Linked DNA regions of Homo sapiens: regions 1, 2, 3, 4, 5 and 7 are each linked to region 6. Evidence: chromatin loops called from intact Hi-C (ENCODE). Cell type or tissue: heart left ventricle. All regions are shown on one strand. Region 1 overlaps FNDC3B (fibronectin type III domain containing 3B). Region 2 overlaps FNDC3B (fibronectin type III domain containing 3B). Region 3 overlaps PLD1 (phospholipase D1). Region 4 overlaps FNDC3B (fibronectin type III domain containing 3B). Region 5 overlaps FNDC3B (fibronectin type III domain containing 3B). Region 6 holds the start of FNDC3B (fibronectin type III domain containing 3B). Region 7 overlaps FNDC3B (fibronectin type III domain containing 3B).

Evidence for each region. Peaks named below come from ENCODE experiments on the same cell type or tissue, not always from the same donor. Only the 100,000 strongest peaks of a DNase experiment are listed, where the experiment ranks them.
Region 1: it touches region 6 in a loop (2.9-fold over the local background); 30 of 110 quality-filtered maps call a loop at or near these places.
Region 2: it touches region 6 in a loop (2.0-fold over the local background); 39 of 110 quality-filtered maps call a loop at or near these places.
Region 3: it touches region 6 in a loop (4-fold over the local background); 11 of 110 quality-filtered maps call a loop at or near these places.
Region 4: a loop joins it to region 6, with 3 times the contacts of the local background. A loop is called at or near these places in 73 of 110 quality-filtered maps.
Region 5: it touches region 6 in a loop (2.2-fold over the local background); 23 of 110 quality-filtered maps call a loop at or near these places.
Region 7: it touches region 6 in a loop (2.2-fold over the local background); 20 of 110 quality-filtered maps call a loop at or near these places.

Annotation. Positions count from the first base shown.
Region 1 is chr3:172,093,261-172,097,260 of GRCh38, forward strand. All of the region lies in intron 1 of FNDC3B (fibronectin type III domain containing 3B), which reads left to right. Among named protein-coding and RNA genes, the nearest start is that of FNDC3B, 56 kb to the left of the region's middle. In heart left ventricle, no CTCF peak of the experiment used is centred here; a DNase peak (open chromatin) is centred at 2,151; H3K27ac peaks cover 1,779 bases.
Region 2 is chr3:172,113,056-172,117,055 of GRCh38, forward strand. All of the region lies in intron 2 of FNDC3B (fibronectin type III domain containing 3B), which reads left to right. Among named protein-coding and RNA genes, the nearest start is that of FNDC3B, 75 kb to the left of the region's middle. In heart left ventricle, no CTCF peak of the experiment used is centred here; no DNase peak of the experiment used is centred here.
Region 3 is chr3:171,644,391-171,648,390 of GRCh38, forward strand. It overlaps PLD1 (phospholipase D1), which reads right to left. Exons shown (of 27, transcript NM_002662.5): 22 at 520-633. Among named protein-coding and RNA genes, the nearest start is that of PLD1, 160 kb to the right of the region's middle. In heart left ventricle, a CTCF peak has its summit at 2,151; no DNase peak of the experiment used is centred here; H3K27ac peaks cover 2,464 bases.
Region 4 is chr3:172,330,507-172,334,506 of GRCh38, forward strand. FNDC3B (fibronectin type III domain containing 3B) reads left to right here. Exons shown (of 26, transcript NM_022763.4): 13 at 35-209; 14 at 2,583-2,669. Among named protein-coding and RNA genes, the nearest start is that of GHSR, 120 kb to the right of the region's middle. In heart left ventricle, CTCF peaks have their summits at 2,186 (motif pointing right) and 3,769 (motif pointing right); no DNase peak of the experiment used is centred here; H3K27ac peaks cover 296 bases.
Region 5 is chr3:172,316,403-172,320,402 of GRCh38, forward strand. The region is part of intron 11 of FNDC3B (fibronectin type III domain containing 3B); the gene reads left to right. Among named protein-coding and RNA genes, the nearest start is that of GHSR, 130 kb to the right of the region's middle. In heart left ventricle, no CTCF peak of the experiment used is centred here; a DNase peak (open chromatin) is centred at 1,899; H3K27ac peaks cover 4,000 bases.
Region 6 is chr3:172,038,837-172,042,836 of GRCh38, forward strand. FNDC3B (fibronectin type III domain containing 3B) reads left to right here and starts at 742. Exons shown (of 26, transcript NM_022763.4): 1 at 742-935. RefSeq lists enhancers at 562-1,229, 1,230-1,896 and silencers at 815-994, 1,135-1,234, 1,415-1,664, 1,725-2,094. In heart left ventricle, CTCF peaks have their summits at 2,033 and 2,929; DNase peaks (open chromatin) are centred at 705 and 1,635; H3K4me3 peaks cover 3,741 bases; H3K27ac peaks cover 3,458 bases.
Region 7 is chr3:172,151,396-172,155,395 of GRCh38, forward strand. All of the region lies in intron 3 of FNDC3B (fibronectin type III domain containing 3B), which reads left to right. Among named protein-coding and RNA genes, the nearest start is that of FNDC3B, 110 kb to the left of the region's middle. RefSeq lists enhancers at 1,884-2,178, 1,891-1,980. In heart left ventricle, no CTCF peak of the experiment used is centred here; DNase peaks (open chromatin) are centred at 1,676 and 2,056; H3K4me3 peaks cover 299 bases; H3K27ac peaks cover 2,261 bases.

The DNA of each region.
Region 1 (4,000 bases), 54 kb after region 6:
TTTTTTTTTTTTTTTTGAGACGGAGTCTTGCTCTGTCACCCAGGCTGGAGTGCAGTGGCACTATCTTGGCTCACTGCAAGCTCCGCCTCCCGGGTTCACGCCATTCTCCTGCCTCAGCCTCCCGAGTAGCTGGGACTACAGGCGCCCGCCACCGCACCCGGCTAATTTTTTGTATTTTTAGTAGAGAAGGGGTTTCATCGTGTTAGCCAGGATGGTCTCGATCTCCTGACCTCGTGATCCGCCCGCCTTGGCCTCCCAAAATGCTGGGATTACAGGCGTGAGTCACCGCGCCCGGCCCCATCTAATTTTTAAATATTTTAGAGAGTGGGTCTCTTACTGTGTCGCCCAGGGTGGTCTCGAACTCCTGGCCTCAGGCTGTCCTCCCTCTTCAACCTCCCAAAGTGCTGGGATTACTGGTGTGAGTCACTGCACCTGGAAGGAAATACACTGGTATAGCCTTTAAGGTTCAGAAAAAGATCAAAGGCAGTGCTAACTTTAGTGTACTAAGGAATCTTCTGGAGAATTTCGTGAGAATACACACTGCCTGCTCTTTCTGTTCAAAGGGAGGATATCTAGGCCTCCCTTCAGAGATTCTGGTTTAGTAGATCTAAGTGAGAACTGAGGACTCTGGATTTTTAAACAGCTGTATTGAGATATATTTCACATGTCATACAGCTCATGCATTTAAGGTGTAAAATTTAATATTTTTAGCATATTCATGTCGTTATGCAACCACCACCACTAGCAAATTCTAGAACATCGGCATTGTGTAACCACCACCACTAGCAAATTCTAGAACATCGGCATTGTGTAACCACCACCACTAGCAAATTCTAGAACATCGGCATTGTGTAACCACCACCACTAGCAAATTCTAGAACATCGGCATTGTGTAACCACCACCACTAGCAAATTCTAGAACATCGGCATTGTGTAACCACCACCACTAGCAAATTCTAGAACATCGGCATTGTGTAACCACCACCACTAGCAAATTCTAGAACATTTTTGTCCCTTCTAAAAGAAACCTCATAGCCGTTGGCAGTTGCTTCCCACCGTCAACCCCAGCCCCAAGCAACCACCAGTCTACTTTCTGTCTACATTTGCCTATTCTGGACATTTCATATAAAGGGAATCGTACATTATGTGGCCTTCTCTAACTGGCCTTTTCTACTTTGCATAATATTTTCAGGGCTCATCTATGCTGTAGCATGTATCAGTATTTTATTCCTTTTTAAGGAATGTATCCATAAAATGGATACATTTAAGCTATGCGTCCATAAAATGGATACATTTTTGTGTGTCCATTCTTCTGTTGGATGGTTTCTCCTTTTTGAGTTATTTAAGTAATGCTGCTGTGAATATCTGTGAGGAATCTGCGTTTTTAAACAAGCACCCCGCTTAATTCTGTTGCTGATAGTTCCTGCACATATCTGGAGAAACTCTAACCTGAATGGTTAGTGTTGTAGAATGACTCCCCTCACAGTGCTAAGTCCTCTGTTCCCCATCTCTTATGGGTGCTTCTGCTTGAAGAATCACTGGTCTGTGAGCGGGTGTGTAGTGGCTTAGTGGAAGTGAGGTTCCAGAACTAAATTACATGGTCTGCATGTGCAGGGTAGAGTGGACAGAAGGGACATGACAGGGACAGTAGGCAGAGTAAATGGGTCCTGTACTTTTTCAGAATCTAGTAGTGACTTGACTAGTTCCTGAACTAGGGTGTTGCTGCTGGTGGTGGTAATGGAAAGGAAGAGTCAGAGGTAACAGACTTCATCAAAGGAATACTCTCTTCAGTAATGGTGATTTTAAAATACTCGGCAATTTTTGTTTTTCATTGACTCAGACACAGTTCTGTCTAATTCTGACCTTATCTATTCCTATCATCCTGTTGTTCAAAGTAAATGTATTTTTACCAACTGTTTGAGAGAGGAAATCCTGGGATAATTAGCTGAAGGATATAGTGTAATAAAAAAATACCAAGTTTTGATATTTTGAAGCCTCTGATCTACTAGGGATGTTTAGATACAGTACAAGCCTGAGTCAGAGCTGAACTTCTCAAAGTTCTTTTTCAGACTTGGGATTCTGTGGTATATTCTGAAACTGAAAATAGCTTCTAGGAGATTCACAGTCCCCACCACCACTGCCCATTGGCGCCACTGGGCCCAAAGTGAAGGGCCTAGAACAGCTCACACCTTTTTCTGAGAGCTATAGCACAGCTTTAGAAGAGAGATTGTCGCAGCCAGTGACCCATATCGGGTACTCATAGAGAGGGGTTTTGTTTAATAGGATTACCCTTGACCAGATATCCATGATCTGTTTCACATTTTTCCGTTAGATTATTTGGCACAGATGTGATCAGATTGCCCTTAAGATGCTCTTTGTTCTGTGTACTATTTTTCCCCTCTCCTAACACAAGCATCATTAAAAAAGTCTTGGAGCATTGATACATCAAAAGATTCTTCTTTCTACCTACTTTATCAAAATCACTATGAACACTTTGGTGTATGTTCTTCTAGACTCTTTTCTTTGTTAAAAAAACAAACAAACAAACAAACAAACAAAAAGCCTAGTTTTGCACAGAGTATCACAGCGTGCACTTCCTTGTTAACCTGTTATTTCCCCCTACAAACAATGTGTTGTGAACACCTTCCTATGTTAGCAGATTGATTTCTACAGCATTTAAAATTGGCTGTAGAGTTTTGCATTGTATGGATAAAATACCTTCCAAGTTTTCACTGTTTCATACTGTGATGTATGTTTTCATACATTGTTCTAAAATATCTTAAGCCACATCGTACATATTGCCAGTTTGGTTCTCTGTGAATTTTACTGGTAACAATACAACCTAGATGCTCAGGGTTAATTAAGTATTCTGGGGCAAAGTGCCATTGAACCTGGTTCCTGGTACATACATTCATTCTGATTATTGGTTGGGATAGGTTTATAGTTGTGAAATAGGTGCTACAGACAGTTAACATAAAACATCCTGTAGCTCTCAGAAGATAGAAAATGCACCCTTTAACTTTCAGAAACTTGCATACCTATAAACGTAGAAACAAGGAATTGCATTTTTATTAATTCATGGAATCCAGTCTTCATAATGGATTTAAATAATTCTATTTAAAATATGTGCACACAATCTAAAAGCATTTTGTCATTGTAGCCTAATATCATATAAAAAGAAATTGTGCCTCTGAGTGCACAGTGGACATACCTGTTGTATCATCTGTTTTTCTGGTTTATTGCCATCTTTCTGCCAGAGTCCAGGACCCTAGAGGAGAATTTCACCATCTTCTCTGAAGTAAAATGTGATTTAGGAACCAGCTTGCTTATTTTTTAAAGTAATGAGTATCACTGTTATGTATCAAAAATAAAAAAATAGGCAGATTGATTATAATCTGTAGCCCCTTACTGTAAATTTCAAATAGAAAAGCAAGATTGAGAGGAAATACATCATCATTTTAACAGTGGCTATTTTTGAGTGGTGAGATTATGAACAATTAAACTTTCTTCTTGCTTTTCTGTATTTTCAGATTTCTAGAGTGAACATGTATTATACGCTATAACGCATAGGAATGTGGGAATAAAAATACGGGCCAAATATTTTTAAAAGGTATGGGATGAGGGCGGGTGGGCTGGAAAGAACCCATAAAGATAAGAGTGGGTAGTTACTTTTCCACTGTTAAAGAATGAGGCTTGCCAGCTCCTAAGGAAATCTCTGACCCCACCCTGTACTTTTCAAGCAAGAGCTTTTGAAGTCTTTTGTGCTAGTTAGAGACTAGCATAGTTAGTACAGCTAAGTAAGTATGTAACAGATTCTATTATTAGGTTTATCTTTGCTGATTCCCATTTGATTGACAGCGAGTTCTCCACCCAGAAAGTTTGATTTATTTTGGCAGTTGGAAGAGGATTTTATGGAGCACTTGTTATCTAAAAAAAGTAAGGCTGTGGAACCTGCTTCCCCCACCCCTCTTTTTTAGCTGTTTGGGTTGGTCCTAGTGAG
Region 2 (4,000 bases), 74 kb after region 6:
CTCTGAATCTCCTTTGTCACTAGTCACTGAACATTGTGGAATAGAGTTATTTGTGAACTCAGTCAAGTAGCACTTGGGGGAAACAATTTAGACAGTAAGTGAAACTTTAACAAATTATTAGGGATTGAACTATTATCTCTAACATTAATTAAAAATTTTTATTGCAACAGTTGGGCTTGCACAGTTTTACAACTAGATATTTTATCTTTGTACATCCTTCAGAAGCATAAAAGCGAATTTTTATTTTGTGAAAAGTAGAATTGGGAGCAATTGCTTGGAAAATACCCAAAATATACTAATAATTCAAATAAGTTAATCATTTATTTGATGTCAGTACATGCCCCCTGCTCTAATCTATCATACAGTATATCCAACCTCTGTCTATCGTAGTATATTCTTTGCATATACTTGGTTGGAGCTGACCTTGCTGCTTAATAATTTATATTATTTTCTCCTGCATTGTACTATCAACCTCTTAAGAACAAAAAATATATAATAGGTGCTCAGTAAATGTTTGTTAGTTGAATGCATTTCATGTCTTCTCACCACTGATGCAGATAACTCCCTTCCTGATTCCTCAGTCTCTTCCTCTGCTGGATTACTTCCACCAACATACAGTAGTATCTTTTATCTTAAAAACGTAAACACCTGCACCTCTCCCCACCCAATAAAACAAAACCTCCTCAGTTGATTCCACATCCCCTTCCAGTTGCTACCTTCTGTCCCTTTTTCCCTCTTTGGCAGTATTTCTCCACTTCCTCTCCTTCCTTACCGCCCACTTTACAGTCTTCACTCTGTGTTCTCATCTTCCTCTTCAGTCTTTAGCATGTTCTGTTGGCTTTATCTCAGGAGTGTGTGCTGAATCCATACTCTGCCGTATCCACTTCACTTCCACTACCACTGCTGGACCCCGTGCCGTCATCTCACTAGGGTAGGACAGGACAACCCTTCTCGCTGGTCTCTCTGCTTTCCCTTTTGCCCCACCAGAAAGCAGTCTCCACATAGATCCTGAGGGGTCTTTTCCAAATAAAAACTTTCTGATGTCATTGGCCTACCTCAGGCCACGTTCTTACACCTGGAGTGAAATCCAGTCATGCTGCCTGGCTGCCAGCCTTCCGTGTTAGTGCTGGCCTCTCTCTCTGTCATTCTCTGCCTGCTCTTCTGCTCACTGTGCTCAAGTAGTTCATGGGAAGGTTGCAGAGTGTTGTGGATGGTTTCAAGATGCAGTGTTTGGTCTCCCAATTAAAAGAATTACTAATACAAAGAAAAAAAAAAGACAAGGTATTTAGTCAAATGTGAGTAAACTTGGAAAATGACTTAGGTCTCTCAGATGTGGTCACCTCATTCCCATTTGCCTGTGTAGCCAAGAGACCTGAGGCCACCCATCCATGTTGTTGTACACCATGTTTATGTTTTGTTGATTTCTCCCACATGTCTGTAATTCAGCTTGCCCAGCAGGCTACGTGGCATTTCCCTACCTTGCATATCTTACCTCAACTCTAAGCAGAAGCTGCTTAACAATTTTGGTTAATAAAACCATATTTTCAAAGCTGGATGAGGTGGTGCATGCCTGTAATCCTAGCTACTCAGGAGGCTGAAGTAGGAGAATCCCTTGAGCCCAGGAGTTTGAGACCAGCCTGGGCAACAAAGTGAGACCCCATCTCTAAAAAGAAAACAAAAACAAAAACCCGCATTTTTATTAAATCTTTTTTTAATCTTATTAAAGCTTTCTCTAAAGCTAATAAGAAGAATCTGTTAATGTATCTGTTTTATAAATAGTCAAAATACTCAAGCTTTATGAAAAAGTGGGGGTACACTTAAAAAATCTCACAAGAAGGAACTGTTTTGTCTTTTTAATTAGTAAATATGTTTGTGTTAGAAGCATTAACATCCTTGGTTCCAAGCTATTACTTGGCATTAACTCTAACTTTTCCTTAATGGGCAAAATTGTTAAGTGGGTAAAGTGTGTTAGAAATGTCCCTCTCAGCAGGACCAGCCCAAGATTTACCATGCTTTGTCATTGCCTCTACATCACTGGGGCTCAGCCTAGGCAGTGGCCTCTGTGCTTGACATTTTTCTTCCTCATTCTGCTCCCAGAGTCTCCATCCTGTGTCTCCTCATTCTTTCAAGCCTCAGTTCTTTCCTTTGGGTTCTAACATTTAGCATTGGCCTAGGTGTGCGTGGTAGAGGCTTGGGGCCTGTGGGTTGAACCCAGGTGAAGGCACAAGGGGAAGACAGAGTGAAGGAGAAGGAAAACCAAAAGTGGCAGAGAAACACAAGAGGATGTAGGGAAAGGGGAGAGATAGAGGGCCATTCAAAAGAAGAAAGAACAAAGGTGAGTCTCCAAGACAGGATCCCAGAGTGTGGGGCTGCATGAGTTTTGAATGCTTGCTTTGGGCACCTGCTGATGTTTGCTGCCTGCCCTTAAGAGCCTGCGTAATGTGGTGCTCAGGTGGTTCCATGTTAAAGGATCAGGCTACAGCAGACATACCAGAGAAAGTGATCTATATGAATGTTTTCTGAGGCTTTTACTGTGCTTTCTCACTGAAGCAACACCTTTTCATCTTAATAAGAACCTTTTGCAGGCACAGGATTGACTCTAGGGGTGGACATTGCAGGCACTGTACAACAGACCCTCGGCGGTGGCATCCTAAGGTATGTGGCACCTCAGCCACCTCTCACATCATACAGTTGTTAAGAGCCATCCCCTGGCCATAGGATTCTGCCTCTGAATATCTGTTAGGAGTGTGTATGGTGAAGCTTACCTTGTATGTATTTACAGCGTTCTTAATACTTTGCAGCTGTGCAAAGGACATTCTAAACATTTCTATATATGCAAAAGAACTACCACAGTTATGAGAAAGCTCTGCAGTTCCCACAGCCCTCCTCCTTCTGATTTCTGTTCTGCTGGTTCTGGATGTAATTAGGACTAGTTCTTGGCAGGATTCTCTGTTGCGTTCTGGCTCTCTAAATAAGACACACTGTTAATTTTCATTATTTGAAGTCAAATTAAGTTTGAAACCTTGGCTTGTCATTTTGCGCAGGTAGGAGGGAAAGGGCAAGAGTGAAAAGGATGATTATTTTCTTAAAAAGAAAAGTCATCCTCATTACGAATGAAGCTTTTAAAAGCATTATCAACTAAAAATAAATAACAAGAAACAATGTGAACAGAAGCAGCTTACACAGTTTTCCTTATTTAACAGCTTTACTGAGGTATAATTCACATGTCATACCATTCACCCACTGAAAGTATACAATCATTGGAATCTGGTATATTCACAGAATTGTACAACCTTAACTACAATTAATTTTAGAACATTTTTATCACTCTAAAAAGAACCCTAGAGGGATCACTCCCTATTTCCTGTTTCTCTCTCCCTTCCCCCCGTCCTAGGTAACCACTAATTCACTTATTTTCTGTCTCTGTAGGTAGATATTGCCTATTCTGGAATTTCATATAAATAAAATTACATAACATTTGGTCTTTTGTGTCTGGCATCTTTCACCCAACATCTTTGTTTTTTTTTTGAGATGGAGTCTCGCTCTGTTGCCCAGGCTGGAGTGCAATGGCACGATCTCTGCTCACTGCAACATCCACCTTCCGGGTTCAAGCAATTCTCCTGCCTCAGCCTTCCGAGTAGCTGGGATTACAGGCATATGCCACCACGCCTGGCTAATTTTTGTATTTTTAGTAGAGATGGCATTTCACCATGTTGGCCAGGATGGTCTTGAACTCCTGACCTCAAGTGATCTGCCCGCCTTGGCCTCCCAGAGTGCTGGGATTACATGTGTGAGCCACCACGCCCGGTTCACTCAACACATTTCTAAGGTTCATTCATATTGCAGCATGTGTCAGTACTGTATTCCTTTTTTATTGCCAAATATTTTACTGCATGGATCTACCACATTTTATTAATCCACTCATGATCTGATAGACATCTGAGTTATTTTCACTTTTTGGCTGTTATGAATAATGCTGCTATGCACAGATTCTTGTGTG
Region 3 (4,000 bases), 390 kb before region 6:
TATCAAGCACAAAACTTTCCCTAAAATTTTAACAAAGATGTGGTAGAGAAAACAAAATTCCGGGAATTTATTTACTAACAGAGGCTATCATTATCAACCTTGTTGAAGGACTTGCTACCTAAAGAATCATAACCAAACACAAGCAAATCTTACCATTTCAGGCATTTAATTTTTTCTCTATTTACTGCAAAGTACATGTAAAGCTCAATAGCTATTTACCCACTTAAAGATAAGTTTTAATCAACATTATACATATATAGAAATAGACAGTAACTATACAAGAAGGACTAATATTTTAGTTCTTTTATGTTTGCCATGTGTCTTAGGCCAATCATTTATCATTGTAGGCTCCATTTGAATTTTATCAACTAGCAAACGGGCCAAGATTTGAAAGTAAAATAAAGTGTTCATTTGTTCCCCACTCCACCGAATGGATGTGGAGAAACACTGCCATTCCCTTCATCAGCTTACATGATGCATGACCGAAAGCTCAAAATAGACCATTTAGAGTTTTGGCACCTGTAGTTGAAGTGCATGATTGCCTGTAGAGCATTTCCTCCGCCGGTTGAAATGTCTCCTTCGAACCCTGGCAGAAGTGGTATCACGACATATACCCGGTATTTCTGGTTTTCCCTGCAAAGGTCAGATGCAGAGAAATTCACCCAAAAAATAAAAGGTAGTATCAATTTTAGATGACAGCCAAGCAGTTCACATGGTTTTTGAGATTGAGTGAATGGCTTCCTACAACACGTTCTGTCACATTTCAGGACTTGGGAGGGTGTGCTGTTGGACTGGAAGACAGAAGCTGTCATCCAGGCTATCGCTTCATAGCCTGAATAACAAGCTAAACTTGGCAGTAAAGTAGAAATTGTACCCATTGTCTCTCTACAGCATAATCGCTTGTAGGACAAAATGCAGTGTAAGAAATCCTTGCTTGGATCCCATGGAAAGAGGCGGGTAGGGGAGGCTATAACAAAGTTTTGGAAAAAGAACTTAATAGTTAACACAGTACCTAGCTAGAGCCGTGGAAATAGTAGACATTCAGTTAATAATTGTTGAGTAAATCAGTTCTCATAGCCTAGATCGCAGGGGCAAAAAGACACACTGGACCCATTACATTTTCCAAAACAGAAGTCATCATTATCTACTTAGAAACTCTGAGTTTTCAGCTGTAAAATGTTACCCTAGGCCCTTTAAGAATTCTGAGTGGCCGGCCGGGCGTGGTGGCTCATGTCTGTAATCCCAGCACTTTGGGAGTCCGTGGCAGGTGGACCACGAGGTCAAGAAATTGAGACCATCCTGGCTAACACGGTGAAACCCCGTCTCTACTAAATATACAAAAAATTAGCCGGGCGTGGTGGCGGGCGCCTGTAGTCCCAGCTACTCGGGAGGCTGAGGCAGGAGAATGGCGTGAACCCGGGTGGCGGAGCTTGCAGTCAGCAGAGATCGCGCTACTGCACTCCAGCCTGGGTGACAGAGCGAGACTCCATCTCAAAAAAAAAAAAAAAAAAAAAAAGAATTCTGAGTGGCCAGTATGTATATTTAAGTCCCCTGCACATACAACACAATATTTCATGTCCCATTCTCTCAAGTGATTAATGACAACCTTTGAAAGAAAATGAATTCTACTCAATGATATAACAATAGAAGAAGAAAGTGTAGCTTTCTCTCTTTGACGGGCATTCAGAAAATCAGAAATTTGAAGTATGCTCCAAATAGGTACCATTTATTCAGAATCAAAAGCTATTAACGTTCTTGTCTCTATTTATAGGATATACAGGGAGAAGAAAAAGCCTCGAAAGGAATGTGACATACACTGTGATCAATGAATCTCGCTGGGATATCCGGGAGGACTATATTCACACAAAGGTGTTGTCATTGGTTAATTTTCAAGTCCGATCCTACTTAAACTTCTCATTTCTAAAGTGCATTTTCTTCTAAACAACTAAATTTTTCTTTCATGTGAATATTATCAGTACTCTTTGGGGGATCAGATTTTATTACTGATGTCTCTAAAGTCGATGTCAGGGCAAGTGGAAAGAGAAGTTCAGGGCAGAAATGACTACCAACAATGAAATTTGGAGGCCTGTGAGTTTGGCTGCCATGCTAAGAAACAAGGATCTTGAGTAGGTTGTTGTAATGGCATGGATTATTCACTAGATGGCAAACATAGTTTGAGTTGGAAAGAAGACATTAAAAAATGTAAACTGTTCAAGTTTGCTGCTTGGTAAGAATAAAAGGCTCACATCCCTAAATGGTGAGCAGGATAGCGAAAAAGAACAGACAAAAAAAAAAAAAAAGAAAAGAAAACCTAAGCTATTAAGCTATTTCCCCACAGCCAACATTTAAAAGTCAAAAAATTAAACTGGACAGTTAAAAATGGATGTCATTTGGCCTCAACTGCCTTTTCAGAATTCAGGATTATACTGCCTTACAGTATAATCCTCCCATCACCACAGCCCAGTGACAGGAGACTACCACCCTTTGTTCAGAGGTACACCTTCCTACTAATAAAGCTTGGCTCATCAGCCTTCTGGGCCTCCAGTGAATCCCACTTCTTCTAGGTCACCTTATTGGCTATTTCCTCTGCCAAGCCACTTGGCTCTTCCAGTCAGAGTTGTTTTATTCTTGCCTCGGCACTCATAGCACATGGCCAGGATGTCTGTTCTGCACTCTTTCTGCTTTACACGATAGTGATACACACATCTGCTCTCTAGGCTATGTGATAAGCTCCTTTGAAACACAGGATGCCTGCCCACATATCTTTCTGGTTTTGGTAGTACCCAATCAAAGACCCTTGCACATGCTATGCACTCGGTATTATTTGCTTTAGGAGGATGGGATCAGGTTGGAAAAATGTTTCTGGGGAAGTTTCTGGTAGAGAAGAGGTTAAGCTGAACAGGAATTTTTTCCTTTAAATTAAATTACATTTTGTTTGTAAAGTGTATATAATATATTACATACATTTTTTTCTTTAAATAAAATTATATTTTATGTCTTTAAATTAAATTACATTTTATTGTGGTAAAATACATGTAATATAAAATTTGCCATTTTACCCTTTTTTTTTTATTTTGAGATAGAGTTTCGCTCTTGTTGCCCAGGCTGGAGTGCAATGGTGCGATCTCGGCTCACTGCAACCTCCGCCTCCCAGGTTCAAGCAATTCTCCTGCCTCAGCCTCTTGAGTAGCTGGGATTACAGGTGTGCACCACCACGCCCAGGTAATTTTGTACTTTTAGTAGAGACGGGGTTTCTCCATGTTGGTCAGGCTGGTCTCGAACTCCTGACCTCAGGTGATCCGCCTCGGCCTCCCAAAGTGCTGGGCTTACAGGAGTGAGCCACCGCGCCCAGCCCCCATTTTTAAGTGTACAGTTCAGTGGCATCAATTACATATACAATGTTGTACAACTATCATAATGATCTATTCCCAAACCTTTTCAACATCCCAGACAGAAACTCGGTGACTATCCAGTCATAACTACCCTGTTTTTCCCTGCCTGCACCCCTTGGAAACCTCTAATCTGCTTGTCTCTATGAATCTGCTGGTTCTGGATTTTGCATATAATTAGAATCATACAATACTTGTCCTTTATGTCTGACTTGTTTCGCTTAGCATAACATCTTCAAGGTTCACCCATGTTGTAGCATGCGTCAGAATTCCCTCCTTTTTAAGACTGAATAATATTCCATGGTATGTACATATCACATTCATCTGTTAATGGACACTTATGTTGTTTCCACCTTTTGGCTATTGTGAATAATACTGCTATAATACTAGCATACAGTATCTGTGAGTCCCTGTTTTCAGTTCTTTGGGGTTTATATTCAGGAATGGAACTGCTGGGTCATGTGGTCATTCTATGTTTAGCATTTTGAGGAACTACCAAACAGGTTACTTTCAAATGAGTAACATATGCTCATAGTACAAAATGTAAGAGGTAGATGATTATACAGTGAAAAAAAATCTCTCTCACTCCTTCATCCTGAGGGCAACTCCTG
Region 4 (4,000 bases), 290 kb after region 6:
TTCTAACTGTGTGCCTCACTTTCTTTCTCTACAGTGGTTATAGCCAAGAGGTGGTGTGCTACACATTAGGAAATATCCCTCAGATGCCTTCTGCACCAAGGCTGGTTCGAGCTGGCATCACATGGGTCACGTTGCAGTGGAGTAAGCCAGAAGGCTGTTCACCCGAGGAAGTGATCACCTACACCTTGGAAATTCAGGAGGATGAAAATGTGAGTTTTACAGATTTTATACTTCTCTGTGTTTTGTACGAGTCAGTATTATTATAGCTACAGGGCACCATGAAATTAGATTAACTGCATCAGTTCAAAGCCAAACTCTTAATTTCTGCCTCTGTCACCACCACTACCAACACCGGCCTGTTCTTTCCCATCTCTGTAAATGACATTTCCATCCTTTCAGCTGGGGAAGCAAAAACTCTTGGAGTCATCCTTGATCCTATATATAATCAGAAAATCCTTTTGAATCTTCCTTAGAAATTATTTAGAAATTAACCATTTTTATCTCCACAGCTACTATCCTTTTATGAGCCACTCATCTCACCTGTGGATTATTGCAATAACATAATATTGTTATTGGATTATAGCCTCTTAATATTCCTAACTTCATCCTTACTAGGCTTCAGTCTGTTCTCCATACAGAGCCTGGGTGGAGAACATCATCTTGTAAAATACAAATAGATCATGTCAGCACCCTGCTCAGAATCCTTCCTGTCTCAGTGCCTTCCCCTCTTTTTCAGAGTAAAATCCCTAGAGCTCTTACAATGCCCACAAGGTCCTGTGTGATTGGGCTCTCCATTACTGTCCTCGTTGCTTCCACTCACTGTAGTCTTATTAGCCTCTAGTCTGTTCTTTTTGTTTTGTTTTGTTTTTGAGATGGAGTCTTGCTCTGTCACCCAGGCTGGAGTGCAGTGGCGCGATGTTGGCTCACCTCAAGCTCCGCCTCCCAAGTTCATGCCATTCTTCTGCCTCAGTTTCCCAAGTAGCTGGGACTACAGGCGCCCGCCACCACACCCGGCTAATTTTTTTTTGTATTTTTAGTAGAGATGGGGTTTCACCATGTTAGCCAGGATGGTCTCCATCTCCTAACCTCATGATCTGCCCTCCTCAGCCTCCCAAAGTGCTGGGATTACAGGTGTGAGCCACCGCACCCAGCCAGCCTCTAGTCAGTTCTTTAAACACACCGTGTGTGCTGTGGCCTCAAAGCCTTTTCAGTTCTGCCTTCTGGCCAGAATGCCCTTCCAGATGTCTTTGACTCCCTTCCCTCATTTTCTTCAAGTCTGTTCTCATATGTCATTTCTTTGGGCAGTCCTTCCCTGATCACACTGTAGAACAGCACCACCCAATAGAACTTTCTGCAGTGATGGAAATATTTTATAATTTGTGCCATCCAGTATGGTGGCACCTATACACATACAACTCTCGAGCACCTGACATATGCATGTTGGCCTATAGTATGGAGGGTTTGTGCTTGTTTGTTTGTTTTGAGATGTAGTTTCGCCTTGTTGTCCAGGCTGGAGTGCGGTGGTGCAATCTTGGCCCTCTGCAACCTCTGCCTCCCAGGTTCAAGTGATTCTCCTGCCTCAGCCTCCCGAGTAGCTGGGATTATAGGCACGCAGCTCCACGCCTGGCTAATTTTGTATTTTTAGTAGAGACGGGGTTTCTCCATGTTGGTCAGGCTGGTCTCGAACTCCCAACCTCAGGTGATCTGCCCACCTCAGCCTCCCAAAGTGCTGGGATTACAGTTGTGAGCCACCAAGCTCAGCCAGTACTGAGTTTTTAATTGTAATAAACTTAAATTCAAAGAGCCACATATGGCTACCATATTTACCTCCAGCAGCTGTAGAAAGCCCTCACCAGTTCCACCACTGTATCCTCCTACCTAGCTTTAGTTTTTGTCATAGCACTTAACACCATGTGACATACATAGCAGCTTTTCTGTATTGTCTTCTCCCACTGGAATGTGAGCTTCTTGTGGGCAAGGCCTTTTCTGTTCTTGGGCAGTGCTGAATCCTTAGAGCCTAGAGGACAGCCCAACACAGAGAAGGTACTAAGTAGTATTTTGATGAGTGAATGATAGAATGATAGAGATAGAACTATTGAATGAGTTCCCTGAGTTCAACTTTTAGTGGAATGTTTGCCCTCCTAAAGGATTGTGCCCTTTCCCATCTAAGCTGTCCTTTCTCCCATGGCCAGAAGAGGGCACTGTGTGGTCAGGAAGCTCAGCCACACTTTACTGCATAGCACATTGCAGTTTGATAGTAAAGACCTCGGTGCAAAGGGCTTTTTTCATGACAACATTAAAAATGTTAAATGTATTTTCAAAAGTTGCTTAACTCCTTTGTCACAATAAATTTGACCAGACCCAGGAGAAATTACAGTGTGATGGAGATAAATTTTTATTTAAAGCTCAAGTGCTATCCACAATACTCTGGGCTTCTGATTTTTCTCTTTTGCGGTAGCTGCCAGACCTCTGGCCAGTTGCTGGTGATGGTAGGGAAAGGCAGTATAAAAATCCTGTATTCAAAGGTATTTAATGCCCAGAATTTTTTATACTGATGTTTCTTCCTGGCTTTGCCTTTTCAGGATAACCTTTTCCACCCAAAATACACTGGAGAGGATTTAACCTGTACTGTGAAAAATCTCAAAAGAAGCACACAGTATAAATTCAGGGTGAGTCAGTCATTTTGCTACCTGAACTGCTTAAAAATGAAACTGTTTTCTATTTCACCATTTACCATGTCAGATTGACTCTACAGGTTAAAAAATGAAGTTCACAGCACTTTACATTTTGAAAGTAACATTTATAAAGTGTACAACATGCTTTATTTATTTATTTGAGATGGAGTCTCTATGTCACTCAGGCTGGAGTGCAGTGGCACGATCTCGGCTCACTGCAACCTCTGCCTCCCGGGTTTAAGCAGTTCTCCTGCCTCAGCCTCCCGAGTAGCTGGGACTATAGGCGTGTGCCACTATGCCCGGCTAATTTTTTTTTTTTTTTTTTTTTTTTTTTTGTATTTTTAGTTGAGACGGGGGTTTCACCATGTTGGCCAGGCTGGTCTCAATCTCCTGACCTCGTGATCCACCTGCCTCGGCCTCCCAAAGTGCTGTGATTACAGGCATGAGCCACTGCGCCTGGCCCATGCTTTAATTTTAAAACCAACTTGTGAGCACAAAAATTGTCATCATGTGCTGTAATAAATTGCATTTACAGCATGGCCAAATGCCCTTGCCTGGGAAGAGACACACCAGGTGCTGGAGTGCACCTGTCACTTACCTGCACTCCATACCTTTTTCCTTTCGAGCAGTCTCTTTGCTCTTCACTTTCCTTTGCTCTTCTGCCCATTTATTTTTCCTCACTTGCTTGTAATTTTCTCTTCCATGACCCACCCCCTCCCTACCTGGGCTGTCTTTGGTCATTAACAGCCACCATTAATGTTACTATAGGACTATGTGTAGTAGCCAAAAAAGTGAATATGACTTTACGATCACTAAGAGATCAAAACGATATTCTGCAGCACTGTATTTTCTAGTATGACAAGTGTGCGTTTTGGAAGATAAGATTGTCTTCTGATTCCACACATTCTTCTCTAAGTCAGGGACCAAATGCTATTATTTGGCACATAGCAATCACTCAATAAATAGTTGCCAAATTATCAAGTGCAGTGTGTGACTATTTGAGGGAAATGATAATTTTTAACATATTTTTTAAAACCCTTATTATCGATGCTGGCTATGAGAACATAGCTATACTGCTAACGTTTCTCCACAAGGTGGCATTGCCCTACGCTTTAAAAAGTGGGGCTATTTTTATGTCCCCCCCCCCACCCCCATATTTTCCTTTCACAAAACAATACAAACCAGGTGATGACATACTTGTTTTATCATGTCTTTTTGAAAGGGTAAAAATATCTTTAAAACCCATCTTATCATTTTATTTTTATTTATTTATTTTTTGAGTTGGAGTTTCGCTCTTGTTGCCCAGGCTGGAGTGCAATGGCATG
Region 5 (4,000 bases), 280 kb after region 6:
GGGAAGGGCTTTTAGGAAAAAAAAAACTAGGAACCTCTGGGTTGAGTCATTCATAAATGTCTGCCCAGTCTGTTTTAATGTTCCTAAACAGATCGTGATCTGGCCTTATTCTTGAAAACTTGAGTAAAGGAGTGAATTTTAATGGGCAAATAAGAACTTTTTATTTTAGAAAAAATTAGTTACATAAAGAAAGTATTTATGCAAAGTTGGCTTGTTTTAAGTTCTGCCTTAAGATATTGTTTTAATTTGAACCATACAGAACACTAACTGGTGCTGCTGCAGCTGTCAGAACAAATACAGGTCACCTAAGATCTTGCTATGAATATGTGGCATGGATTCATATTGATGATATATATCAATGATATGATGTTTATCTAAAGAAACCTGAATTAATCGTCTCAGCTTTGTCTCTGTCTTCATCCATTTTGTGCTGCTGTAACAGAATACCTGAGACTGGTTACTTTATAAAGAACAGAGATGTATTTCTTACAGTTCTGCAAGCTGGGAAGTTCAAGGTCAAGGACTTGTATCTGGCAAGGGCCTTCTTGCTGTGTCCTCCCATAATAGAAGACAGGAGGGCAAGACAGCGCAAGCGTGAGAGAGGGAAGGGAACCAAACTCGTCTTTTTATCAGGAACCCACTCCTGTGATAACAAACTCACTCCTGTCAAAATGGCAATGCATTTGTGAGGATAGAGCCCTTGTGACCTAATCACCTTTTCAAGGAAAAAAAAATGACCACCTCTCAACATGTTGCATTGGGGATTAATTTTCTTTTTCTTTTTTTCTTTTTTTTTTTTGAGACAGAGTCTTGCTCTGTCGCCCAGGCTGGAGTGCAGTGGTGCGATCTCAGCTCACTGCAACGTCTGCCTCCCGGGTTCACGCCTTTCTCCTGCCTCAGCCTCCCGAGTAACTGGGACTACAGGCGCCTGCCACCACGCCCAGCTAATTTTTTTGTATTTTTAATAGAGACGGGGTTTCACCATGTTAGCCAGCATGGTCTCGATCTCCTGACCTCGTGATCCGCCTGCCTCGGCCTCCCAAAGTGCTGGGATTACAGGCGTGAGCCACCACGCCCGGCCGGGGATTAATTTTCTAACACATAAACATGGGGGACACATTCAAACCATAACAGTTTCTAGTTACTCATGGTATACCCCAAGCAGGTAATTTAACGCCTTAGCCTCGGCCTTTCCACTGGAAAAACAGTGTCAGTTATCTCACGGGTACGTAAGACTGAATGAGATAAGTTGGACAACAGCCGATTCAGTGTAACGATTGTTCCATATTGTTGATATAAGTTTACCTAAGCAGATGCTAAGATCTGAGATAGGGACAGTCAACAATTAGAACAATCATGTATAAGGAATATGACATTCTTCTGTCAGGAACTTAAACAAGAGCCCTGAGGTTTATGTCACTTGTTTGAACTAAATAAAAACTGATGTTAGTGCTATCGATGGATGTTAACTTGCTATTAGCCTAACTTCTGGACATGACATGCAGGGCACAGAATAACCAGAAAAAGCACTTTGTGGGAATGTGACTACTGGAGTCCCCAAAAACCTTCCTCACTTGTGACCCAGCTAGCCCAAAAGGAAGTTCACATCTGGATACACAGAATAACCAGAAAAAGAGCTTTGTGGGAATGTGACTACTGGAGTTCCCAAAAACCTTCCTTACTCATGACTCAGCTAGCCCAAAAGGAAGTTCACATTTGGTTTCCCTGGTGACTAATGAGCCAACACAGCTGTAAAACACAGTGGACTAAGAATGAAACAGATGCCACAGAAATCAGGGGAAGCATAATTAAAAGTTGAGAGAGGAGAAAAGGCCAGCAGCCGGTAGAACCCATGCCCCTGGGGAGCCATTAGCAGGTCAGGCCAGGCCAGGCAGGCCCAGCAGTCCTGTCACAGAAACCTCCTGAAGCAGGTGGCCAGCCCCAGATTGCAGCTTCTTGGACTTCTGTATCATTCAGGAGGAGCCTTGTTTAGGGATTGAGTTGGCCCCGTAGAAGATAATCAGTAAGAGATCAATTAATCAGACTCCTGCTTAGCTCAAGTGTTGAATAGTTCATATGGATGATCTCTCATAATCCTTCTGAGTGAATTTGCACAAACCTTTTCTGGTTAGATAACAACTGTTCTGAGAATGAAGGGAATGGAGCAGCTACAAGCACAGTAATTAACTAGGTCCCACAGCATGGATGAAGAGAGCCCCCTGAGAATTTGCTTGACTCCAGCTCTCTAAGGTGCCACACTGCCTTAGGGTGGACAGTGTGTTGGTTGGTTTCATGACAAAAGCCAGGAAGGTCAGCTTTCATTCCCCTGCCCAGGCCCACATGCACTTTGGTCATTCTTGGCAACTGTGGGGATTGGAAAGTGGGGTTCTAAGTTCATTTTGGCTCTGTCCATCAGAGACCATCTTTCACATGAGTGCCCACTGCCATGTCTTACGGTTGTTTCAGAAAGCCAAGAGAATTGCTGCCCCACTATAGCTGCTATTGAAGGAAACTAAGCCAGGAAGGATTGAATAACTCAGAGGCATCTTTAGGTGCCACTTCATGATTAAAAGGAGCCCCCTCTTTTAGGGACCTCAGTCTCAGAGATCCACACACCTGTAGCAGATTCTCTGCCTTCTCTCTTTTACCATTTCTCGCATGTGTACATGATGAGGTTGTGTGTTTGGGAAGCAAACTTGATGTGGAGCTTCTTGCTGAGGCTAAATTATAAATCTCCTCTTGGTTCCTGACACCTGATTTATCAACTCGCCTTTGTCATGGCTTCTCATCGTGAGCTGGAAGAAGACTGCCTTGGGCCTTCACTAGGTGGATGGACCAACCCCATCCATCCCTTGGTTCATTTGTAAATTGTACTAACAGTCTGTTCTGAAATTAGGCCCTCGGCTCCCTTGCTCCCCCTTCCCTGAGACAGTCTTAACACATCGATCCTCTCAAAGCATTTGAAAACAGATGAACCTCAATATTTGGAGAAATACATAGGAAAATTTTCTTTGTGTGTTTGTTTAAACCAGAAGACCTAGTGATCATCCTTGGCTATTTCAGGCAGCCAAGCCTCCCCTCTTACAGAAAAGCTAGTGTGCTGAGGGATAAAATGCCTCCCTGTTTATTTGGTAACATGGAACCACAAATCATCCCACCCACTTTTCTTACCTTTGAAACATCCTCTGTGCCAGAGCGTGCAATAAAATGAAAGAGGCGTCCCTGGGGGAAGAGTGGGGTTTGGCACGAGGAACTTCTGAGTCCACCCAAATGCAGAGTGTCCCTCCCTCCCTGTTAGGAGCCTCTTATATATGGTTATGCTGAACACATACGTGCTCTTTTATTTCTGAAGCCAACATTGGTCTTTGATGTTGCCTAGGATCAGCCGGTGCTGGAACAGCTTCTAAATATAGACACTCTAGCAGACTAAATCTTAGAGTCTGGCCGTAGTTCAGTTGGCCAGTGCAACTTTATTTTTTATGTATTGTTGCCGTTTCTGACAGGTTGAACTATACTATTAACAGAGAATGGCCAGCCCAGAATCCTTCAGCCCATGTCTGGATTCAGCAGCCATGGGCCACAAGCACGTGACAACTGATAACCAAATTCATGGAACTTATTTAGCAGACAGTCATCAAACCTGGTAAGAGCAGCTCAGGAAGGCAGCAGGCATGGCTGTGGAAGAATCTGAAAGAGGCCGGGCTCAGTGGCTGACACCTGTAACCCCAGTACTTTGGGAGGCCGAGGCAGGTGGATCACCTGAGGTCAGGAGTTTGAGACCAGCCTGACCAACATGGTGAAACCCTGTCTCTACTAAAAATACAAAAATTAGCCGGGCATGGTGGCGCACTCCTGTAATCCCAGTTGCTTGGGAGGCTGAGGCAGGAGAATCGCTTGAACCTGGGAGGCGGAGGTTGAGGTGAGCCGAGATCATTCCACTGCACTCCAGCCTGGGTGACAGGGTGAGACTCTGACTCAAAAAAAACAAAAAAATCTGAAA
Region 6 (4,000 bases):
TCCTTGCACTGTGCTATATTTTACGGATATAAAGATAAAAGTAAGAAACAGTCTTTGTCCCTGAGAAACGCATTGTGAAATAAGGCTGGGTGAGTTGGCTCACGCCTGTAATCTCAACACTTTGGGAGGCCAAGGCGGGAGAATCACTTGAGCGACAGAGTTCCAGACCAGCCTGGGCAACCTATTGAGACCCCCTCTCTTCCAAAAAAGGAAAAAAAAAAAAAAAAAAAAAGGGTGCGGTGGCTCATGCCTGCCCCGTGCCTGCAGTCCCCAAAACAAACAACAACAACAACAAAAAACAAAAAACAAAAAGAAAGAGGAAAGAGAGATTTTAACTTAAGTATAATAAAAATTGCTCATACTATGTTAGTTGTATGAATAAAATGCTGTGGGAAATGTGGGAGTAATATAGCTCACAAGGTTGCTGTGGGGGTTAACAACAACAAAAAGCGAAATATATGTGTAAATGAAAAAAAGTCAGTTTTAGGCTTAATTATCACTGAGTAAACATTGCCTTTATATTACTTTGGCGATCTGCAGAACGCGCAGCCCTCGCCATTCAGGAGTTGTTAGTTCCCTAAGCCTCAGGTTTCTTTAGTCTGGCTGAACCAAAAGGAGTTTCTGCTTAGCTAGGCAGGGCCGGGGGACAACAGCTTCTGCGAGTCTGCGATTGTGGCGGCCGGTATATTCGGCGGTTTACGGTAATGGGCGGGCCCCAAATCCCCATGTGGTCCCGACATCATTGACATGGCGGAATCCCCCATCAAACCCTCCTGGTAGTTATTTGAGCGGCGGCGGCGGCGGCTGGAGGAGGAGAGCGGCGGCGGCGGGAGCAGCGAAGGGGGCGGCAGGGATCCTCCAGGCTGCCGGCTGGGAAGGCGTGGGCGACCCGGTGTGTGGCGCGCCCAGAGCCCCGCGTTTCAGCCCTAGGGAAGGTAAGGCGTGCAAGAGCCGGGGACTAGAGGAGACCGGGACCCCGAGCGCGATCGCCGGGTCCCGGTGCACTGGAAAGCCCCGGCCTGACGCCGAGTCCGCCAAAGTGCGTCCCTGTCCCGGGAGCGCCCTGGGCTTCCCGGCAAAAACTTGGCGCCGGAGTGCTGGGGCGCCCCGTGCTCGCCTGGGCACCCCGGGAACACGGGACCCGGGAGGGGGCGGCCCCCGCCTTGCTGGGCTGGGGTCCCCCGCCTGTGCCCCCTGCCTCAGGGTTTGGAGGAGTGAAAGAAACGGGTAGATTCCTCTTAAAAAAAATTGGGCAGTGGCTCGCGGCCTCCCCCCACCCCCAGCCTTCCCAGCAGATTTTGTCCGAGGAATCCGCTCCCCCTCCCGGAATCTCCGCGGCAGGAACGCTGCCCAGGAGGGGGAGGGCGGGCGGCGAGGCCGAGGAATCTTCGACGTGTCACTTTCTGAGGCTGTAGATTTCCATATGGTGGAGGGAAGAGGGCGGGAGTGCGAAGTGGGGCTGGAAGTTGGGGCCGCCTCTCCGCGCCGGCGGGGGCGGTCGGGGGCCTCGAACCCGGGGATGCTCGCGGGGAGGGTCCCGAGCCCGCGCCGGCCTGGCCCCCCCGTCCCCGGCTGGGCCTCTCCGGGACACTCCCCGCCCCGCTGCTGGCCACCTCCGAGCACGCCACGTCCTCCTCCCCGTCCTGCCCCCCGGGCTCCCCCCGGGCTGGGGGCGGTAACCGGCGGCCGCGGCCGGACTTGGCGAGCCGGCGGCTGGAAGCTCGGGCGGGGGAGCGGGGCGCGGCGGGAAGGAGCGGGCGACCCGGTGTGTGGGCCAGCGGAGCTCCGGTCAGTCGGTCACCCCGAGGGGCGCCTCGGCCGGGGATAGGGCGGGCGGGCGGAATCTGCGCCCCGAGGCGGCCAGGAGGGGCCGCGCGGACCGTCTGGTGCCCGCGGCTGGGCTGGGGCCGGCAGGCGTGGGAAGGGCCTGTCACTCTCGGCAGAAAGTGGGGCCTCGGGCTGTGCCCGCGAACTTTCCCAGAGGTCCGGGTCCCGGCGTCCCGTGGGAACCGGAGGACCCGGGCCCGCCGTCTCGGGAGACTGGGCTGCGCCGCCCGGCGGCGCCTTTGGCGGGGAGGCTTCCAGGAGTGCGCGGTCGGAGTTGGAGCTTTTGGAATCTCAGCTCCCACCCTGCCATCCCAGACGAAGGGAAGCAATGGCATTTTATCCAGACAGTGCCGTTTGCAGACTTCCTTAAAAGTTATAACTTTTTGTTTTCTTTTCTCCTCAACCCAGCATTTTATTTAAACAAAATTTAGAATTTGGCCGCAATGGGCCAACGCTGGGGCCAAAAATCCACAGGTTTCTCTCTCCATCCCTGCTGGTTTCTAGTCCCCCCTCCCCCTCTTCCCTCCCAGGCTTAATCATATTTTGGAACGGGTGAGGTCTTTTGTTGGGTGGGCACCCCCTGATTGCTTGTCTGTTTATTTTTTAATGTGCAACTAATTTGATTTGAATTTCCTTCAGTTTCCAGGCCTTCCTAGGGAAAGCTAAGGGAGAGGGAATATGCTTTTTAAAAATCGTTTTCTTTCTTTCTTTCTTTCTTTCTTTTTCTTTCTTTCTTTCTCCTTCTCTCTCCTTCCTTCCTTCCTTCCTTCCTTCCTTCCTTCCTTCCTTCTCTTCTCCTCCTCCTCCTTCTTGTTCTTGTTCTTCTTCTTTTTTTTTTTTTTAAATAAATGTGGCAGGAGGTGGGGCGTTGGGAATGGGGAGGCACGGTGGTTGTGGGCAAAGAGTCAGAAGGAGCAGACAGACCCGGAAGAAAAGGAATCTGCTCTGGAATAACACTTTTTTTTTGAGGCCTCAGGCCTTGGGCAAAATTGCTTCGCTCTGTAATGATTTCTGCTGCCGGAGTTGCTCCTCCACCCCTAAGTTAAAGCTATGAACCTGGGTGCCCGGGCAACGCCCCACAGTGGATAGCAGCCGGGAGCGCTGGTTTTGTGCCTTTTGTGGGGGCCCTTGGTTCCCCCTCATTGGAGGCTGACTCTGAAATTTACTGGATCAGTAAATTTCCTGGCTCCCTGGGAGCAGCTGTTAACGAGGATAAAGTCTCTGGGCATGTTTCTGGCCCTGCAAAAGGACCTCACCCATGAAGGTACAATTCTCACTTTGTTTAGATACCAGAGGGGCACCCACAGGCTGGCTGAGAATGAGGCATAGTTGATTAAAAAAAAAATCAGTCATTACAAAATTGTTTTTAAACTCACACGTGCTTTTAAAGTGTTGTGGTTTAAATTACTTTAAGATAAAAAAAATTCATCTGTAAGGATAGCGTTCATTTAAAAGATGCTAAAACTGCAGGATCTCATCATGAAATAGGAGGTTGTAGCTTCTAATTACAGTATATACAATTTCAGAAAGATATTCCGGTAATCTTTTAATACAGACTTTATAAATAGCTCACATCAGACGATGGGTTATATTGGAGAGCCAGTCTTCTGCGGTTTCTTGAAGAATGCTTGGGATCTGTGAGGAAGCTCTAGGCCCTTGGAGGCTAGGTAGCAGTTCACTCAGTAGGAGTTTGTGCTCCTTTTGCTCAGTATTTAACCTGGTAGCATTTGATGGATAAGTTCATTAGGAGCTAAGTAGAAGAACTTACCACACTTGTCAGTTTGGAAAATGAGGCCCGGGAAGGGAAAGTGACTTGTTGAGGGTCACCATTATAGACGAAAGTTTAATACAGGATTGTGTTAATAGCTCCTTTCTGGGATATCTGATGTGTACTAAGCACTAATTCCTGTGCTTTTATACATTATCTCATTAAAATTCTAGTATTTTCGATTTAGGTTGTGTTATGCACACTTTACAAACAAGGGGATTGAGATTTACAGAGAGAGAGTAACTTGCATAAGATCACGTAGCTACCAATGGTGTCATCCAATGGAATTTTCTTCAGTGTTGGAAATGGTTCTGTCTGTGCTGTCCAGCATAGCAGCCACAAGCCACATGTAACTGAGTCTTTGAAATGTAGCTAGTGGACTGAGGAACAACAGTTTAAGTTTTT
Region 7 (4,000 bases), 110 kb after region 6:
TAACTTTATATGGAAACTATTTAGCTTTCTTTACTTACCGTCTCCCCGACTCCACTCCCCACTCCCCCAACCTCTTTTTTTTTCCTACAGTGTTAACCAAGAGAGATATATTACCTTTGGATCTAGCCCATCTACCTCTAGATACTTCACTTGCATAATAACTAATTTAAATTTATTCCAGATGTACAAGAAGTATTTGAGATTTGGTAGTTTTAATTTTGGAAATGCTTTTAAAATGTTATCCTAGATTAGTAGGTGATTTTTCTTCCATGAAAATGTATATTTATTTAAAACCTGCGGTAGCTAATTAAACTTGAAATACCCTAAGTCCTCATGTAATGTTGTGGATAGGTTCTTGGAAACTGTAAGTGAAACATATAACAGGTCCTTGAGTTGCGTTGTTTCCTTCGATGTGGATTTGTTACAGCATTGATGAGGGGAAAAACGGTTATGCGTTATTTCACTCAAAGTTGCAGCTTCCAGGAACCTGTGGATGACGTTATGTGAGGGCTTACTGTATTTCTCTGGTTTTCAGTAAGTTAAAAGGTAGCAGAATCTAATATTTTCATTCTCCCCATCAGTAGAGGAGCTGGTGATATCCACTTGTGGATACTCAGTCCCTGTCTGATCACCAGGTTTGATGAATTGGCCGCTCACTTTAGAGGGTCTGTCAGGCTTCTTCATGTTCACAAATGACTGGAAATAAAAAGGAATACCTTTTACATCACCAACTCTCTAAGTACCTATATAACATTTCGGTTTGTTTTGGCTGCCAATTCCTCTTCACAAAAATCGCTGGTTTTGCAGCCATAGGTGGCCTCCTGGCTCTGTGTGGTTTTCTCCCTTTACTGGCTCACTCTTCATGCCCATATTGCTGTAGACCTCTCTTAGAAGCCTCACCCCTTCACTCCCCACTCCTTTTGCATTTGGGTTTCTGTGTGTATGTATGGGGTACTTAACGCCTTCTAAGTAGTAGCGCAGTGCCTGGCAAAATTGTCAGAATCAGGATCAGAATCAGACTGCCTTTGCTGTGTTTCCACGGGTGTGTTGCATTGCTTCCTGTCCGTTCTCCATCCATTGCCCATTCTCCGTACCCTTCATGTCCTCAACTACTCCCTGTCTTCACCTCCTGTTTCCTGTTTTTTCTCCTGTTTCTGCCACTCACATTCTCCATGGGAAGGGCTTTTTTTTTTTTTTTTCTTCAAACCTGGTATTTTTGGAGAGAAGGTTTTGACATTGGGGCTGTCTTTTAAGAGCCCTTCCCCTGATAGCAGAGGGGAACGTGCTCAACTTACAAAGTTTCTGAAAAAAATCACACTTCTTCTTTTCACGGGACCCCTGTTTGAAATTTGCAACAAATTAAATGCTTAGGAATCCAGGTGCCTAGGAGCCCTGCTATTTCAGCTCTTTCCCCTTAATCATGTTGGTTTACATGAGGATTGATTTTGGACTCACTGGGCCAGCTACGTGAAATGTGGTATTGTCATTGTCTCTTTGCACAGAACAATTCATTTGCTGCTTGTCGTGAATCCATCCTGTGAGGTATTATGATGACATCTGGCATGGCTTCTTTGTTTACTGTGTTTACCGTATGTGTTTAGAAGGAAAAAGGCCTGTAGTGACCACTTTTCTGTGTCGGCCCCTGGGTCAGGTTTTCCATCCTGACTCATGGGTGTCGGGACCGCTGAGATTGGTTGATGGGGTGTGCAGAATTTCCTCTGTCGGGCTTGGGAGCCAGAAAGCCACGATGAAGTTTGATTTGGCTTGTGGCAGCCTTTTCCAAATGTGAATTTGGATACAGTACAGTAAGCCCTCTAAGAAAAGGAGAAGAAGAGAAAATAATAACTCTAGAGCTGGGAATATCTGGGGAACATTGAAAAACGGGGAAAGTCTCAAAGATAGTATTCTGTGTCTCCCCTGAGCTGGTGTTGCTGTAGTGCTCAGAGGCCAGCCTTTTTTTCCAAGCCGAGTGCTCCCTGCACTTGGGAGAAACCACAGAGGCGGCCTCTGTCCTGCATGTGCTGCACGCTGCCTTGCTCCAGACTGTCTTGAATGTGACCTGGCAGCCAGTGCTGTTTCCTGCTGACGTGGCCTCCCACAACTGAGCAGAACAGAGCCACCTCAGTGTACTGAGGAAGGAGCAGGCTGGGGGCATGAATCACCAGCGGGATACGGAACAAATTCAGAGGGGAAAGCGCCTAACTATTCAGGTTTCCTGGTAGATATACTTAAAAGACACCTTTCTTATAGGAAGGAAGGAGGAGGAAGAAAAACAGGAGTGAAGAATGCCTCAAGAGTCAAACAGTGATTTGTTTGGCCCTAGGAAGGATTTCTTATCAGCAGGAGTTACCTTCTGGGGTAAGCCCCAGTCTGTCTCAAACATCTGAGAGGATGCTTTGAGGAGGCCAGACTGGACTGCAGCCTTCACAGCCACACTGTTGCACAGGTTGGTGGCGATGTGAGCTCTTAGCCCTATCCTGCAGACAGGTAGTAAAGAAACAAAAACCTAAACCAAAAGACTAGAGTTTGTGTCTTGGTGGAAAAAGTTCCCTCAACTTGGTAGGAACTGGAGAAAAGGACTCTGAGAAACTGCTCAGGAGCAAATCCTGTGGCCTAGTTTTCCCTTCAGTGCTGTCAGCTTCCCGCTTGATGCTCGATAAGCGCTTGTTTCAGCCACTACTGAATATTTTTTGAGTTTGCTTATTTGAAGGCATCCAGGACAGCTCCTTGTTACTGTCTTCTAATAGGCCCCCCAAAAGTCATAGTATCACAGAATTTTAGAGTGAGATGGGACTTTAATTGTAATCTGATCGAGACCGTTAATGGTTTCTTTTTTTTTGAGACAGAGTCTTGCTCTGTCACCAGGCTGGAGTGCAATGTTGCAATCTTGGTGCACTGCAACCTCCACCTTCTGGGTTCAAGCCATTCTCCTGCCTCAGCCTCCCGAGTAGCTGGGACTACAGGTGCGTGCCACCATGCCCAGCTAATTTTTGTATTTTTAGTAGAGACGGGGTTTCACCATGTTGGCCAGGATGGTCCTGACCTCGTGATCCGCCGTCCTCCGCCTCCCAAAGTGCTGGGATTACAGTCATGAGCCACCGTGCCCAGGCTATGGTTTCTTCTAAGAAGTGATCGTAGAACTTTGTCTTCAGTTACTCCCACCTGAAAGCCCACTGTACAAAACGTGCAGGTGGAGCTGACTGAGGGCAGAGAGGCCGGAGCCCAGCTGCTCATCTTTCTTTTAGTAGTGGCCCTGGAAACTCTTCCCCTGACCATTCCACACTCCCGCATACTTAATTGAGAAACCACTGATGAAATCTACAACCTTAATTTTATAGGTGAGGGAATTTTACCTTTGGTAGGGTCACGGTGTTAGGTCATTATGATAACTTTCAAGGTGCCTGGGAATAAAAGTTTTATAACTTTAATCTGTCTCCTGCTTTTGAGCCTTCGTGATCTCTCCAGGAGCTGCTGTAATGGCTTCCCACCCTGCGTGGGAACAAGTGGGGTGCTGGTGGGACAAGTCGGGGGCTGGTGATGTACTCTATGTGTTTGTAGGTCAGAGCTGGAAACCACAGAGAACAGCCCAGGTGGTTTCATTAGTCTAGGTGTGAGGTCACTGGGGGGCGGCAGTAGGATTGGAGATGGAGGGAAGCTTTGAAAGGAAGAGCCCTTAGCATTTTAAAGTATGGTTAAGTTTTTAAGTTACAGAAACTGGATATGGAAAATTACCAAGAGAACTTAGTCAAAGATGATCCTCAAATACCCAGCCAAAGTCATAGGGAGAATGTGGAGACTGTCTGACTTAGATAGTGGAAAATCTTTCTCAGTTTTCTTTGTTTAAGCTTCAGTAAGTCCCTCTCGTGGAGGATTCTTCTTTGGAGATAGGAAAGCAGTTTGATTCCCTGATTCTCTTTACAGCTGTGGCATCCCAATCTGATTGTTGGATGAGTTTTGGTATATGGTGTAACCCTTAGTTCCTGGTGTGTCAGTTGTCTAC